Regions from separate parts of the Homo sapiens genome. Here region 1 is linked to region 2. Evidence: read pairs that join two places in POLR2A ChIA-PET (ENCODE). Cell type or tissue: Caco-2. All regions are shown on one strand. Each heading gives the region's core, and the rest is flanking DNA. Links, peaks and the distances in the headings are about the cores only.

Region 1 (8,338 bases), core at 67-8,066, 61 kb after region 2:
GGCCTCCCAAAGTGCTGGGATTACAGGAGTGAGCCACCGTGCCTGGCCAACAATGGTCATTTCTTCCACCCTTCCCTTAAAGCTATTTTCTCAAAGGTCATCAATGGTTTCTTAATTTTTAATCACGTGGTCTTTTCTCTGTTGAGATCAATAAGTATTTATTGGGTATATACTTTGATATATGATGGCAGGGTCTATGTTAAGTGCTGGGGCTATGAGATGATTTCACTACAGTTCCTGTGTTCCAGGAGATCACACTGTGGTTAGAAAATAGATATGAAGGCTGGGCATGGTGGTTCACGCCTGTAATTCCAGCACTTTGGGAGGCTGAGGCAGGTGGATCACAAGGTCAGGAACTCTAGACCAGCCTGGCCAACACAGCAAAACCCCATCTCTACCAAAAATGCAAAAATTAGCTGAGCATTGTAGTGCACACCTGTAATCCCAGCTACTTGGGGAGGGTGAGGCAGAAGAATTGCTTGAACCTGGGAGGTGGAGGTTGCAGTGAGCCAAGATTGCACCACTGCACTCCAGCCTGGGCAACAGAGCAAGACTACATCTCAAAAAAAAAAAAAAAAAAAAAAAAAGATATGAAAATGGATAATCTTAATATAATGTTCTAATTACAGAGACAAGGTGTGCCCAGGTTGCTGAAGTTCCCACTGGAGCTCAAGTGGGAACTTGCACTGAAGAAGATGTGTTGGAGAAGATTCAGTCTGAGTTTGAAGGGTGAACCAATTAAATAAGATTAGGGAATTTTAGGCAAGTGGTTCTCAGACCTAGCTATACATTTAAGTTAAAAAAAAAAATGCTAATGCCTAGGCCCCCGCCCAGACCAATGAAGTCATGTCTAGGGGTGGAATCTGCATCCCTCTTGTGATTTTAAGATGTAACCAGATCTGAGAACCACAGCTCTGGACTGAGAGAGAAACAGGAGCCAGGCACAAGGGTGCAGAATGGTTGGAGATGTAGCTAATGTCAGAACCTTTTAATTTTTTTTTAATAATGAGATGGGTCTCGCTATGGTGCCTAGGCTGGCCTCAAACTCCTAAGCTCAAGCAATCTGCCTGCCTTGATCTCTCAAAGTTCTGGGATTACAGGCGTGGGCCACCACAGCTGGCCTGGTGTCAAAGTCGTTGATCCCAGACTGTCTCACTCCAAAGAATGTTCTTAACCACTTCTCATTACTGGTTCCACATGACTGAGGTATTAGTCAGAATATGTAAGATTATGCTGTGGTTAAACAAACAATAATTTAGTGGTTTAGAATAACAAAGTTTGGGCCGGGCGTGGTGGCTCACACCTGTAATCCCAGCACTTTGGGAGGCCGAGGTGGCAGATCACGAGGTCAAGAGATCCAGACCATCCTGGCCAACATGATGAAACCCCATCTCTACTAAAAATACAAAAATTAGCTGGGCGTGGTGGGGTGTGCCTGTAGTCCCAGCTGCAGGCTGAGGCAAGAGAATCACTTGAACCCGGGAGGCAGAGGTTGCAATGAGCTGAAATTGTGCCACTGCACTTCAGCCTGGCAACAGAGTGAGACTCCATCTCAGGGAAAAAAAAAAAAAAATGAATAACAAAGTTTGCTTTTTATTTTTACATGTTTCCATTGAGGATCATGGGGGTGGAGGGTGGGGCTCTACTTAACATCATCCTTAATCAGAGACCCAGGTTTGGAGTCTTTCACTATTTGAAGCCAGACAAAGGAAACATAGTGAATTGTACACCAATTCTTTTAGGCTTCCACCTGCAAGTGGTCCATGACACTTTTAGTTACATGCACTTGCCAAATTCAGTCATGTGTCCATAATGAGCATCATGGTGATGGGGGCATATTACACTATTATGTACCTAGAAGAAAACTAGAATATTTGTAAAAATAATTAAGGCTATATGAAATAAAATTAAACTCAATTGCCAATGGCAGCCATTTATATGCATCTGAGGTCCCACACTATGGCACCTGGAAGAAGTAATTTCACTATATTTGCACCAACCAGGATATTTCCAGGGGAGTTTAATGCTGTACTTTTTGATTCTTACATCCAGTTCTTCCGCTTTCAATTCTTGCCTTCCTTCCTTCCTTCCTCCCTCCCTCTTTCCCTCTCTCTCTTCCCCCTCCCGCTCTCTCTTTCTCTCTTTTCTTTCTTTCTCTTTCTTCCTTCCTTCCCTCCCTCCCTCCCTCCCTCCCTCCCTCCCTCCCTCCCTCCTTTCTTTCTTTCTTTCTTTCTTTCTTTCTTTCTTTCTTTCTTTCTTTCTTTCTTTCCTTCTTTCTTTCTCTCTTTCTTTCTTTCTTCCCTCCCTCCCTCCCTCCCCCCACTCTTTCTTCCTTTCTTTCTTTCCTTCCTCTCTCTCTCTCTTTTTTTCTCTTTTCTTCTCACTCTCTGTTTCTTTTTTCGAATGGGTCTTGCTCTGTCACCCAGGCTGGATAGCAGTGGTGCAATCATAGATCACTGAAGCATCAACCTCCCAGGCTCAGGCGATCCTCCCACCTCAGCCTCCATAAGTTGCTGAGATTATAGGCATGAGCCACCATGCGTGATCCACTTTCAATTTCTTAACAAACATCTGGCCTTGCCGGCAGAATAAAAGTTGGGTTTCCAATATTTCAGTACTTTCTGTATTTCTTCAGATGGAAACTCTTTCCTCTTCCGAGACTAAAACTAATGTAACAATGACTTTTTGACGCAACTGCAACATGTATCCACCCAAGCTCCATTTCTCCTTTTCTATTTGTGGATCCTCCCTTTGTCAGGTTGATTTATGAGGCCAATTGACTCATGCCAGCTTCTTCCCATCTTTTTTCCTTTGCTTATAAGTTGAAACTTTTTCCTACGTCTTATGACTTTAAAGAACTTGCCCATAAGTAATCTCACTTAATTCTCAAATAGACTCTACACTGAAGGCATTATTCAATCCTTTTTTACAAATAAAGAAAATAAATTTCAGAGGTGAGACAGGGTCTCACGAAGATTTCTGAAATATTTACATCTTCTGACAGCCACTCTTACCTTCTTTCCACTTTGTGTTATTTTCTCCTATTAATGAATCAAAATGTTGACTCATTCATTCATTCATTCTTCAGGTACTTATTATCTATTAGAAGCCTGGCATTGAATCAGCCACAGGGTTGTATGTACTTGGTCTCTGTGCTCTGCTGTCCATTGCTCAGGCAACAGCCTTTTCTTCTTCTAACAGGACTCTAATTTTCTTCAGGGAACCAGCAGGTTTCATCTCCCAATCTGAAGGACCCTAGATCCCTACCCCAGGCTCAAGGCGTAGGCCTGATTGGTCTAAACCAGTCATACCAAGAACCCAAAAGGAAATGCAATAAAAACAAAGATAAATAGCTGGGACCTAATTAAACTAAAGAGCTTTTGCATGGCAAAAAAGAGCAGTCAGCAGCATAAATAGACAACCCACAGAGTGGGAGAAAATCTTCACAATCTATACATCTGATAAAGGACTAAATCCAGAATCTACAATGAACTCAAATCAGAAAGAAAAAAAAAAAAATCCCATCAAAAGTGGGCTAAGGACATAAATAGACAATTCTCAAAAGAAGATATACAAATGGCCAAATAATTATATAAAAAATGCTCAGCATCACTAATGATCAGGGAAATGCAAATCAAAACCACAATGAGATACCACCTTACTCCCGTGAGAATGACCATAATTAAAAAATAGAAAAAAAACAAAACAGTAGATGTTGGCGTGAATGTGGTGAATGGGGAACACTTCTACATTGCTAGTGGGAATGTTAACTAGTACAGCCAGTATGGAAAACAGTGTGGAGATTCCTTAAAGAACTAACAGTAGATCTACCATTTGATCCAGCAATCCCACTACTGGGTAGGATTTTACCCAGAGGAAAAGAAGTCTTTACTTGAAAAGGACACTTGCACACACATGTTTATAGCAACACAATTCACAATTGCAAAATCTTGGAACCAACCCAAATGCCCATCAATCAATGAGCAGATAAAGAAACTGTGGTGTGGAATACTATGTAGCTATAAAAAGGAATGAGTTAACAGCATTTGCAGTGACCTGGATGAGAGTGGAGACTATTATTCTAAGTGAAGTAACTCAGGAATGGGAAACCGAACATCGTATGTTCTCACTGATATGTGGGAGCTAAGCTATGAGGATGCAAAGGCATAAGAATGGTAGAGTGGACTTTGGGGAGGACTTGTGGGGAAGAGTGGGAGGAGGGTAAGGGATAAAAGACTACAAATATGGTGCAGTGTGTACTGCTTGGGTGATGGGTGCACCAAAATCTCACAGATCACCACTAAAGAACTTACTCATGTAACCAAATACCACCTGTACCCCAATAACTTATGGAAAAATAAAAAATAAAAATAAATAAATAAACCAGTCATAGCCACCTCATGCAATAGATTTGGGGGTAAGCTGGTGGCTTAGTTCTGGATAAGTCAAGTCTGCTGAGAAGGGCTTCTCTTCCCAAATAAAAAGTCAAAGACTAACAATGTGAAAGCCTTTCTGTCTCCCCTTTGCCCTTCCCAAACATGAACTTGATGTCCAGAAGTACCTCAGCCCTCCTGTGACCAGGGTGTGACAAACCAGTATGGAGGAACAGAAAGAGAAGAGTCTGGCTCCTTGATGATATTTTTGATTCCTTGGGCTGTCTACATCCAGGCTTCTTTTTATGAGAGAAAAAACAAGCTCCTTATATGTTTAGGCTTCTGTGAATTGGACTTTCTGTTCCTTCCAGTTGACTGGATTCCTAAGTGACTTAAATGATTGTTTTGGCAACAGACTCATAAAAAATTTCTATTTGTACTAGATTTGTTAGTCATTGCCTACCAAACCCAGCCACTTCTGAGCAACCATACTCCATCCACAGCCCAATTGCTGAAACTGCAAATGGAATGGTAGCATTCTGCACGGTGGGATCTTTCTTCTCCAGGGTAAGGCTGATCTCAGGGTAGCCAGTCACAGAGGCAGCCAGTGGAAAACAATCTGAGGCTTACCTTGGAAAATGCGAACCAGAGGGGCTCAAGTTCTCCCTCAGGAATCTGGCATTTAGAATAGAAAGAATGAGTGAGTGAGCTCAGAGAGCTGGGTTGAGGGTTACTTAGAGGATTTGGGGCTAGGGTGTATAATAAGGACCATGAGAAAGCTGACCTTATGAGAAAGCTGGTCAGGGGAGAGGTTCAGAGAGGGACAGAAAGAGATACCCCAGAGAAGAGCAGAAGTAACACCTTGATGTTTCCTAATGAGGTGCTGATTCCAGATTGCCTGTGCCCTTGTCATGAGTAACCTCCTCCTCGGGGTGATTTGAGTGAATCTCTATTCTTGTCCTGATATCAGCTCGAATATACTAGGCAGTAAAAGCTATATTTCGAGTTAAGTTTTCAATGTCTTCCAATCCCTCTTTCCTTGTACGTATAGTGCCAAATATAATACCTCCTTTGAGGGTTTGTTGCTGGGATTACATGTGAACAAGACCTAGCAGAGTGTTTAGCACATAGCCACAGCTTAGTGAATGTTCATTCCTTTTCCATTTCCCTAGCGCCTAGGTTGTGAGTTTATTGAAGGCAAGAATGACTCATCTGATATGACAGTCTCAGGGCTTAGCACAGTGCCTACACATAACATGAACTCAATGGGTTGGCAAACATTTTCTGTTAGGACTAGATAGCAAATATTGTTGGGTTTGTGGACCATATGATATCTGTTGCAATTATTGAACTCTATTATTGTAGTGTGAAAGCAGCCATATGCTAAAAAATGGAAGTGACAGTGTTGCAATAAAAGTTTATTTACAAATATGGGCATTGGGCTATATTTGGTCCATGGGCCTTAATTTGCTGACCCTTGCTATAGATGATGAAGAAACGAATGAATAAAAATGAACGAATGGGATTTTATTTAATAATGCCATTTACCAGAAAGAAAGTATTGGTACTATAAAGGACTCTTTATCCAGAAAAACCTGGATTCTATTTTCATCCCATTACATAAGAGTCTTTTATCTTCTCTGGCGTCATGCCTTTATTGTAAAATGGGGTCTGATAATCCCTTCTTTGTTTAAAGGTTTGGAACTGTCAGGTCTGTAAAGGTAAAATCTATGCCTTATTTGTCTTTATTCTCAGGGCCTAACAGAATTCTCACATGTCTAAGCATAATAGGTTGACAGGCACTTGCTGAATGATTAAAAGGTTGAGGTGAATCAGATGTTTGATGAAGCAGGTGGTTGGACCAGATAATAGTATAAACTCTTGTATTACTTATTCATTTATTTATTTTTTGAGACAGGGTCTTGCTCTGTTGCCCAGGCTGGAGTGCAGTGGCATGATCTCGGCTCACTGCAACCTTTGCCTCCCGGGTTCAAGTAATTCTCATGCCTCAGCCTCCCAAGTAGCTTGGACTACAGGCACATGCCACCACACCTGGCTATTTGTTGTATTTTTTGTGGAGATGAGGTTTCACCATTTTGCCCAGGCTTGCCTCAAACTCATGAGCTCAAGCAATTCACCTGCCTCGGCCTCTCAAAGTGCTGGGATTACAGGTGTGAGCCAGGGTGCCCAGTCCTAAACTCTTAAAATAGGAAAAACTTTAAAATCATCCAGCCAAATTCTCGCTTTGCAGAGGGTTTTTTTGTTTTTGTTTTTTTCAGAATTAAGATTCCAAATGACTGCAAACCCAATGCAAATTGACTTAAGCCCAGAAGGAAATGTATTGCCTCATTGATGTGCCTTGTTTCAGGGATTCCACTCATGTCATAGACCTAGACTTGCTTTAGTTCCTCACTTGCCTTCTGCTTGATTGGTTCTCTTGTGAGGTAGGCTTTCCTCGTTGGTGGCAAGACTGCTGACATTAGCTTCCAGCTCACTTCCTCACAGCTCAGACCACAGGAAAATAGAGAGGGTCTCTATCTGTTAAAAGTCACAATAAACATCTCAAGATTGTGTATCCTTGACTTCATTTGAGTCAATTGCCTATCCTTGAGCCAATTGTGCCCATGAATGAAATCAACGCCACCTGAACTGCATTGACTGAGAATGAGGGAAGTCCGGTTCTCCAGAGGCAAACCTCCAAATGCAGAGAATGAAGGTGGCAAAAACATGAAATATCCAGCACTGCTTTGGACTCTGTCAATAATATGCTTTAATAAAAACTGAGCATCAAATATTAGGATGTTTGTGAATATTCTGAAACTTGATCATGGAATCTAACTTAGGAAGAGACAACCAAGTTTAGTCTCTTTTTCCGGTGTTTGACCCCTCCAGATACTAGATTACTTTTAACATTTACACTCTTAAAACAAAGGAATATGTGCATTTTAAAAAATGAATTTTATTTTAAAGCAGTTTCAGATTTGCAGAAAAATCAAAGATAATACAACAGAGTTCTTATGTACCATACACCTGTTTCCCCTATTATTAACATCTTATATTAGTGTGATATATTTATTAAAATTAATGAACCGGCCCGGCGCTGTGGCTCATGCCTGTAATCCTAGCACTTTGAGAGGCCAAGGTGGGTGGATTGCTTGAGGTCAGGAGTTCAAGACCAGCCTGGCCAATGTGGTGAAACCCTGTCTCTACTTAAAATACAAACAATTCGTCGGGTGTGGTGGCAGGTGCCTGTAATCCCAGCTACTTGGGAGGCTGAGGCAGAAGAATCGCTTGAACCCAGGAGGCAGAAGTTGCAGTGAGCCGAGATCATGCCACTGCACTCCAGCCTGGGCAACAGAGCAAGACTCTGTCTCAAAAAATAATAATAACAATCAAATCAAATCATATAAATGAATCAGGATTGGTACATTATTATTATCTAAAATCCATACTTTATTTATATTTTCTTACTTTTTAGCTAATGGCCTTTACCTGTGCCAAGATCCCACCTGGGATACTACATTAAGTTTATTATTTATTTATTTATTTAATTTATCTTTCAAAAATAGAGACAATGTCTCACTATGTTGGCCAGGCTGGTCTTGAACTCCTGAGCTCAAGTGATCCTCCCACCTCAGCCTCCCAAAGTGCTGGGATTACAGGTGTGAACCACCTCACTTTGCCTGTTTTCTTCATGTCAGTGTCATGGGTTTTGAGGAGGAAGTCCATAGAGATAAAGTGACCCTTATATTACATCATGTCAAGGGTACATATTATCAACTCAACTGATTGTTGATGTTGATCTTGATCAACAGGCGCCTGAGGTAGTATTTGTCAGTTTTCTCTACTGTAAAGCTACTCCTGCCCCGCCACTCCCCATTGTATTTTTTTGAAAGAAGTCAGTAGGTCAAACCCACACTGAAAGAGTGGGGAGTTAGGCTTTATCTCCTTGAGTGGGGAGTATC
Region 2 (8,338 bases), core at 309-8,308:
ATACCTTCCCGGTGGGCTCTCTTTAGGATTAGAACTAAGCCATGAAATGGGGACCAGCAGGAAGCCAGGCACATTTCAGGCCTATTCCAGGAGGTGATGATCTCTTGTGATAGGCACCAGAAGACTTAAACAATTTTACATTTCTTCATGATTGCATAGCGTTGAATTGTTAATCATGGCCATGTCTGTGTGCAGCTACTCTCAAATCTATTTATTTAGATAGAGACAGAATCTTCTATTACAGGTAAAAAGACAAGTAAGGACTGTAACCAAGGACAAAATTCAATAACTGAGCACATTAAGATAACATCACATCAAGTCAATTTATATAAACAATTTTTTTTTCTTTTTTTCTTTTTTTCGAGATGGAGTCTCACTCTGTTGCCCAGGCTGGAGTGCAATGGCGAAATCTTGGCTCACTGCAACCTCCCGGGTTCAAGCAATTTTTTGCCTCCGCCTCCCAAGTAGCTGGGATTACAGGCGTGCAGCACCACACCCAGCTGATTTTTGTATTTTTAGTAGAGATGGGGTTTCACCATGTTGCCCAGGCTGGTCTCGAACACCTGACCTCAGGATGCCTGGGCTCCCAAAGTGCTGGGATTAGAGATGTGAGCTACCATGCCTGACATTTTTTCTTTTTTAATATCACAAGAGGATGTATTTGTGGAAATAGCCTATTGACTTTTAAAACAGTAAATTAAAAAATTTACATACAAACCCATTTTAAGCATACAGTTTTAGTTTTGACAAATGTGTACACCTATGTAAATACAACCTCAAGCAAGCTAGAAAACACCTCCATCATTGTAAAATATGTTTTGCGTTTCAAGTTGTCCTAGATTTTCACCGTATGGTTATAAACTGAGATCATTTGGTCTTACCCTTATGTTCCAGAAGTCCCCAAGCACCAATACAGGTAAATGTGGCTGGGTAAGTGATTCTGGGAAATGTTTTCTCTTCATAACTTTCTAACAAGATGCTTTTTTGATCTGTTGTTGTTTCCTCAGCAACTGTTCCTAGAACATAGTCTACTGACGGCCAATACCACTAAAGGAATCTATGCTGGAGTCTGTATTTCTGTCTTGGTGCTTCTTGCTCTTTTGGGTGTCATCATTGCCAAAAGTAAGTCATTTCGAGATTGTTCCTAAGGGACAAGGGATGTACAGCAAAATTGCCTGGGTTCACTAGTTTCATAAGTCACATGATTTTGATTTCACACGACTTCCCTTTGTCTCCCCAAATCCTCATTTGTAAAAGTCACATGGTAATACCATCTACCTCAAGGGGGAAGGGAAATGAAGTTTAAATGCATTGGTACCTACAAAGCACTAAGAATGGGAGCTGGGTGTGGGGTCTTATGCCTGTAATCCTAGCTACTTGGGAGGCTGAGTGAGGCAGGAGGATTGCTTGAGCCCAGGAGTTCAAGACTAGCCTGAACAACATGGTGGGACCCCATTTCTTAAAAAAAAACAAAAACAAAACAAAAAAGCAAAACAAAACAAACAAACAAAAAAACCATTAAAAAAAGCACCAGCCAGGAGCAGTGGCTCATGTCTGTAATCCCAGCACTTTGGGAGGCTGAGGCAGGAGGATTGCTTGAGCCCAGGAGTTCAAAACCAGCCTGGGCAACATAGTGAGACATTGTCTCTAAAATAAAAGGAAAAGAACAAAAAGAAAAAGCACTGAGAATGGTTCCTGGCACATGACAAGTGCACAGCAATCTTAAACTGTAATTGTAGTTAGAAAGATCCTTTTGCCATAAATCTCTATAAATCTCATGGAAGTTACATTCTAGTGGAGTTTTCACTTAAAACCACTATTTTTTAAACTTGTTATTTTTCAATTATTATTCCCCTATGGAAAAAATTTAATTCTATAAGAATTTTTTTGAGACAGAGTTTCTCTCTTGTCTCACAGGCTGGAGTGCAATGGCACGATCGTGGCTCACTGCAACCTCCACCTCCTGAGTTCAAGCCATTCTCCTGCCTCAGCCTCCTGAGTAGCTGGGACTACAGGCGCCCGCCACCACGCCCGGCTAATTTTTTGTATTTTTTAGTAGAGATGGGGTTTCACCGTGTTAGTCAGGATGGTCTCGATCTCCTGACCTTGTGATCCGCCTGCCTTGGCCTCCCAAAGTGCTGGGATTACAGGCATGAGCCACCACGCCCGGCCGAATTTTTGTATTTTTAGTAGAGACGGGGTTTTGCCATGTTGGCTAGGCTGGTCTCAAACTCCTAACCTCAGGTGATCCACCTGCCTCGGCCTCCCAAAGTTCTAGGATTACAGGCATGAGCCACAATGCCAGGCCAAGAAAAACTAAATACAGGTGTTCCTCAGTACCCTTGGGGGATTGGTTCCAGAGCCCCTTGATTCCAAAATCTGCAGATGCTCAAGTCCCTTATAAAATGGTGTAGTATTTGCACATAGCCTACTCACTTCCTCCAGTATACTTTAAATCTTCCCTAGATTACTTAGAACACCTAATATACAACGTAAATGCCATGTAAATAGTTGTTATATTGTATTGTTTTTATCTGTATTATTATTGTTGTGTATTATTTTTATTTTTTTTTTAATTTTCAATTTGCGAGTGGTTGAAACTGAGGATGCCAAACCTGTGGACATCGAGGGCCAACTGTATCAAGAAATAGGAGTTTGTTGGGTAGTGTTGCGATCTGGAAGTCAACACACCATTGTGATATATAAGATTTATTTTCTCCACCCTACAAGATCTAATTTTTTTCCCTGTGGGGGTGATATTGTTAAAATTTTGCAACACTCATTTAGCAGAAGAGGCACATGAGACACTGGGAGGGGAAACTGATAGCAAGACACAGACTAAAAAAGTAAAACAAAAGTCTTCAAAAAGCAACCACCCCAGGCTTCATGTCTCCCTTCTGCTAACTGTGTGTGTGTGTGTTTGTCTCAGTATAACCTGCCTCCCATAAAAGAACCCTAGTTAGCTATTTTGCAAGATGTGGTATTTGAAGCCATGACTGATTTAGTTCATGGGTCTAGGCAGAGGAGAATCAGAAAATTAAGAGTATGTTTGGCAAATTTGAGGAAGTTTTTATATAATTATTTTGGAGCTTGCTTAGTCAAAGTTATTTAGAAATTGGGTAAAATACCTTGCAGGGAAGTTCAAACTTTCCCTCTGAAATTTTGATACTTGAGTACGCCAAAAAAAAAATAGATTATTAGGAGATTAACAGGAGAAAATGAATACATATTTATTATGTGTACAGAAGCCACACAAAATATGAGATGGAAGAAAGGGCCAGATGACTGGAGCTTAAATACCCTTTTCTTTCTTTTTTTTTGGAGACAGAGTCTCTTGCTCTGTCACTCAGACTGGAATGCAGTGGTGTGATCTCAGCTCTGTGGGGGAAAAGAAAGAGAGATCAGACTGTTACTGTGTCTATGTAGAAAGAAGAAGACATAAGGAACTCCAGTTTGTTCTGTACTAAGAAAAATTCTTCTGCCTTGAGATGCTGTTAATCTGTAACCCTAACCCCAACCCTGTGCTCGCAGAAACATGTGCTGTGTTGACTCAAGGTTTAATGGATTAGGGCTGTGCAGGAGGTGCTTTGTTAAAAATGTGTTTGCAGGCAGTATGCTTGGTAAAAGTCATCGCCATTCTCCAGTCTCGAGTACCCAGGGACAAAATGCACTGCGGAAGGCCTCAGGGACCTCTGCCCAAGAAAGCCTAGGTATTGTCCAAGGTTTCTCCCCACTGAGACAGCCCGAGATATGGCCTTGTGGGAAGGGAAAGACCTGACCCTCCCCGAGCCCGACACCCGTAAAGGGTCTGTGCTGAGGATTAGTGAAAGAGGAAGGCCTCTTTGCAGTTGAGATAAGAGGAAGGCATCTGTCTCCTGCTTGTCCCTGGGAATGGAATGTCTCGGTGTAAAACCCGATCATACATTCTATTTACTGAGATAGAAGAAAACTGCCTTATGGCTGGAGGTGGGACATGCTGGCAGCAATACTGCTCTTTACTGCACTGAGATGTTTGTGTAAAGTCAAACATAAACCTGGCCTACGTGCACATCGAGGCACAGCACCTTTCCTTAAACTTATTTATGACACAGAGACCTTTGCTCACATGTTTTCCTGCTGACCCTCTCCCCACCATTACCCTATAGTCCTGCCACATCCCCCTCACTGAGACAGTAGAGATAGAGATCAATAAATACTGAGGGAACTCAGAGACAAGTGCCGGCGTGGGTCCTCCGTATGCTGAGCGCCGGTCCCTTGGGCCCACTGCTCTTTCTCTATACTTTGTCTCTGTGTCTTATTTCTTTTCTCAGTCTCTTGTCCCACCTGATGAGAAATACCCACAGGTGTGGAGGGGCTGGCCCCCTTAAAGCTCACTGCAACCTCTGCCTCCCAGGTTCAAGCAATTCTCCTGCCTCAGCCTCCTGAGTAGCTGGGATTACAGGCTCGTGCCACCACACCCGAATGATTTTCGTGTTTTTAGTAGAGATGGGGTTTTCACCATGTTGGTCAGGCTGGTCTTGAACTCCTGACCGCCTGCCTCTGCCTCCCAAAGTGTTGGGATTGCAGGCATGAGCCACTGCACCTGGCCTTAAATACCCTTTTCTTAGGGGAGAGAAAAGTGATGGATGTAGACAATTTTAGAGGAAGAGTAAATGATTTTTAGGGGAGATGAATGGGCCCAAAGAACAGACTGTAGGGCAGGACAAATTCCTCTGGACTCTGGATGTGTTGTCAGCTCTAGTCTCCTTCCTGTGATGTGCATCAGTTCCCCCACCACCCCCACCCGCCCCCGCCCCCGCCCTGCCATTGATGAGATATCGAGATATCTGGGGAAAGGATTGACAACAACAGAATATCTTCTGGAGGATCTGGCCTTTAGCTAGATAGGGGAGCTTCAGAGAAAGCCCTTTCCTAAATATGCTCCTCCCCAGGTGCTCTCACTTTGAATTCCAAAGAAGCCTATTTGAGGGTATTGTATTCTGAGCCCTAACAACCTCAAAATATACTTTACTCCTTAAGCAAAAATAACTCATTATTTCCTTGTTTAGGAGAGAGATGACTGGTAGTACAAACTCTTGCAAAAGTATCCTTTGATAGAGGTGACTCTTAAAGTATCTTTATGACCCAGTTCATCTAAAACAAATCTTGGTTGACGCCTGTTGTTCAGTAGCCTATCAGAAGGATCTTGGACTTACTCATTTTTTTTAAAAAAATGAAAGATAATTTAAGAATTGCATTAAAGTTAGGGAGGATATGTGGATGAATACACCAAACCATTAATGAAATTGAGATACTGGACAGTAAATGGCTTGTTTGGGTCCTGCAGAATCAAAAGGGACATGGGAAGGAGACACCTCAAGGTACCAGGGAAAAATCTAAGTAATAACAGAAATAATACACTTGATTGAAAAAAAGATTAAAACTCTTGCTGAGATGTTTAGTTTTCTCTTCAACTCCTCTCTCCCCACCCCTTCAATTTAGAGTATTTCTTCAAAAAGGAGGTTCAACAACTAAGGTAAGCTCGAAAATATTTCTATCAATACTTTTGAGGTTCCTACTCTGGTAAAATAAAAATAGATTTCTGTCTCTCTCCTAAACTCTCCATCGCATACCTTGGATCCTGACAGTCCACTTTAATGAGCAATTCTATTATTTACACCTTCCAGTGATATTTGTAGCTTTGTGTATTTCCCTGGAGTTGTGGCAGAGCTGGTACAGAGGGAGCACCTCAATCCTAAGCAAACCCCATAGGGCAAGATAACTAAATTGCAAGATTTGCTCGATGGAAGTAAACATTGAATGATTTGCTTTAGTTTGTTCTTTTATTTCGTTTAACGCTTTGTCTTTTTTGAGACTGAATTTCACTCTTGCTGCCCTGGCTGGAGTGCAATGGCACCTTCTCGGCTCACCACAACCTCCACCTCCTGGGTTCAAGCGATTCTCCTGCCTCAGCCTCCCCAGTAGCTGGGATTACAGACATGTGCCACCATACCCAGCTAATTTTGTATTTTTAGTAGAGACGGGGTTTCTCCATGTTGGTTAGGCTGGTTTCAAACTCCTGACCTCCGGTGATCTGCCTGCCTCGGCCTCCCAAAGTGCTGGAATTACAGACATGAGCCACCGCGCCCGGCCATTTTTTCATACTTTTAGTAGAGACAGGGTTTCACCATATTCGATGCTTTGTCTTACTGAGTGTTATTGGCTATTATATTCCAAAGAGATGAATATAACAGACAAAAACCATGTAAGCAAATAAGCATGGTTCTTTTACATGCTTACAGATAAACACCATGGGGACTATAGAACAGGATAAGGATCTGTTTGATTGAGTGCCAAGAAAGCAGCTAATTTGGAGGAAGATAATTCCTGGCTGCAGGGGCAGGGAGTGCAAAGGCACTGAGGTAGGGCAAGTGCCTCCAGTTTTCCACAGCTTCCATCATTCCCTGCTGCTCCCTACCCAGCCTGCTCCACTGATCTATATTAGCTGTCTAGCCTTGCAGGCACTTGAATTTGCCTTTAAAGACCTTTCAGTCTACCCTGCTGCCTAGTTACTTTTTTTTTTTTTTTTTTTTTTGAGACACCCAGGCTGGAATGCAATGGTGTGATCTGCAACCTCCACCTCCTGGATTCAAGCAATTCTCCAGCCTCAGCCTGCTGAGTAGCTGGGATCACAGGCACCTGCCACCATGCCTGGCTAATTTTTGTATTTTTAATAGAGACGGGGTTCTGCCATGTTAGGCTGGTCTCAAACTCCTCACCTCAGGTGATCCGCCTACCTTGGCCTCCCAAAGTGCTGGGATTATAGGCGTGAGGGACCGCACCTGGCCCCAGGTACAATTTAAATCCCCTTTACTGCATCTATGCCCCAAGGCCATCTGCCACACTGCCTGTAGTGGTAGGAGACAACTACCTAGTTCTAAAGCCAGCCAGCCTGCTTCATTTGGTTCAGGCTGAGTTTTAAGCAAGGACTTTCTCTGATTCAGAATCTATCCCTCTTACTTAGGCTGCCATCTATTAAGTCTAGTTCTCCTTCATTGGATGCTTGTACACAGACTTTCCTGAGTCTGAGTTAATTACCTGAGCCAATCCACAGAACCTGTCTGAACAGTGCCCAGCATACTGTAAGTGCTCAATACACATCGACTTTTGTTATTGCATTCAAGCCCTTCACAGCAATAAACTGCGAGAGAGGCACTATTCTCATTTTACAGATTGGAAAACAGTTTCAGAAATGTTGAGTGACATGTAAGGTCACATCACATAGCATATAAAGGACTCAATCTCACGAATCTGTGCTCATAAATATTTCTGGAATGGAAGAGAAATGTGTAAAGTATAAAAAAAGCCAAAAAAAAAAAAACCCACACTAACAAATTATGAACACTTCTTCATGACATTATCTTCTCGGCAGTTATATCACACTGAGTCATTTGAGCTCATTGACACTTAAACTAAGTGTCTTCACACATGTATGACTGACCTGTTTAGGGACCATAGTGGAGCTTTGTTTTTCACAGTTCTTTAAATGTGTGGACATGTGTTTCATCTGCAGCTGAATGAAGACAAGTTCCATATTTTGGGGGCAGGCTTTGGTAACAAATAGTCACTATATACAAATATATAAAAATAACCAGTTACATCAAAATGCTACACGTAAGTTAAAACTAAGTCTACTTTCTTCCCTCACTTGTATTTCCACTGTTTCTACTGATTTCTTTTTTTGAGACAGAGTCTCCAGCCCAGGCTGGAGTGCAGTGGTGTGATCTCGGCTCACTGCAACCTCTACCTCCTGGGTTCAAGTGATTCTTCTGTCTCAGCCTCCCAAGTAGCCAGGATTATGGGCACAAGCCACCACACCTGGCTAATTAAAAAAAAAATCTGTAGAGACGGGGTCTCGCTATGTTGCTCACGCTGGCCTCAAGGGATCCTCCTGCCATGGCCTCCCAAAATGCTGGGATTAGAGGCATGAGCTACTGCATCCAGCACAGGAAGATTTTTAACACTATGATCCAGTGTATACTTGTGAAACAGTACTATTTAACTATATTCAATGTTTCTCTGTTCTGTTTTTATCTTGAATATAGGATGTAGATGGCTAAGTAGATTTAACAACCCTCTCTAAAGGATCACAAGCTACAGTTGGAAAAGCACCAGTCATCCAATGCTTAGCCACATTTGAAAATATGCATCTTGATTCAGCCACTTAGTTTGATGTCAGAGCTCTGTATTTTTAGATTTTCCATTTTTGTATTCTATTATGCGAGTTTCAAAGAGACCAGTCTGAGTTTTTGAATACTTCTTAGATTGTCTACATGCTTATTAAACAGACTTTTCTTCA

Evidence for each region. ChIA-PET counts read pairs that join two places held together with the same protein. Peaks named below come from ENCODE experiments on the same cell type or tissue, not always from the same donor. Only the 100,000 strongest peaks of a DNase experiment are listed, where the experiment ranks them.
Region 1: POLR2A ChIA-PET joins it to region 2 with 5 read pairs; 5 of 35 experiments call an interaction of 5 or more read pairs at or near these places.

The regions. Positions count from the first base shown.
Region 1 is chr5:156,968,845-156,977,182 of GRCh38, reverse strand. No RefSeq gene overlaps it. Among named protein-coding and RNA genes, the nearest start is that of TIMD4, 9.8 kb to the right of the region's middle. In Caco-2, for the core only: no CTCF peak of the experiment used is centred there; no DNase peak of the experiment used is centred there.
Region 2 is chr5:157,030,031-157,038,368 of GRCh38, reverse strand. It overlaps HAVCR1 (hepatitis A virus cellular receptor 1), which reads left to right. Exons shown (of 9, transcript NM_001173393.3): 7 at 1,008-1,122; 8 at 5,482-5,515. Among named protein-coding and RNA genes, the nearest start is that of HAVCR1, 25 kb to the left of the region's middle. In Caco-2, for the core only: no CTCF peak of the experiment used is centred there; a DNase peak (open chromatin) is centred at 3,778.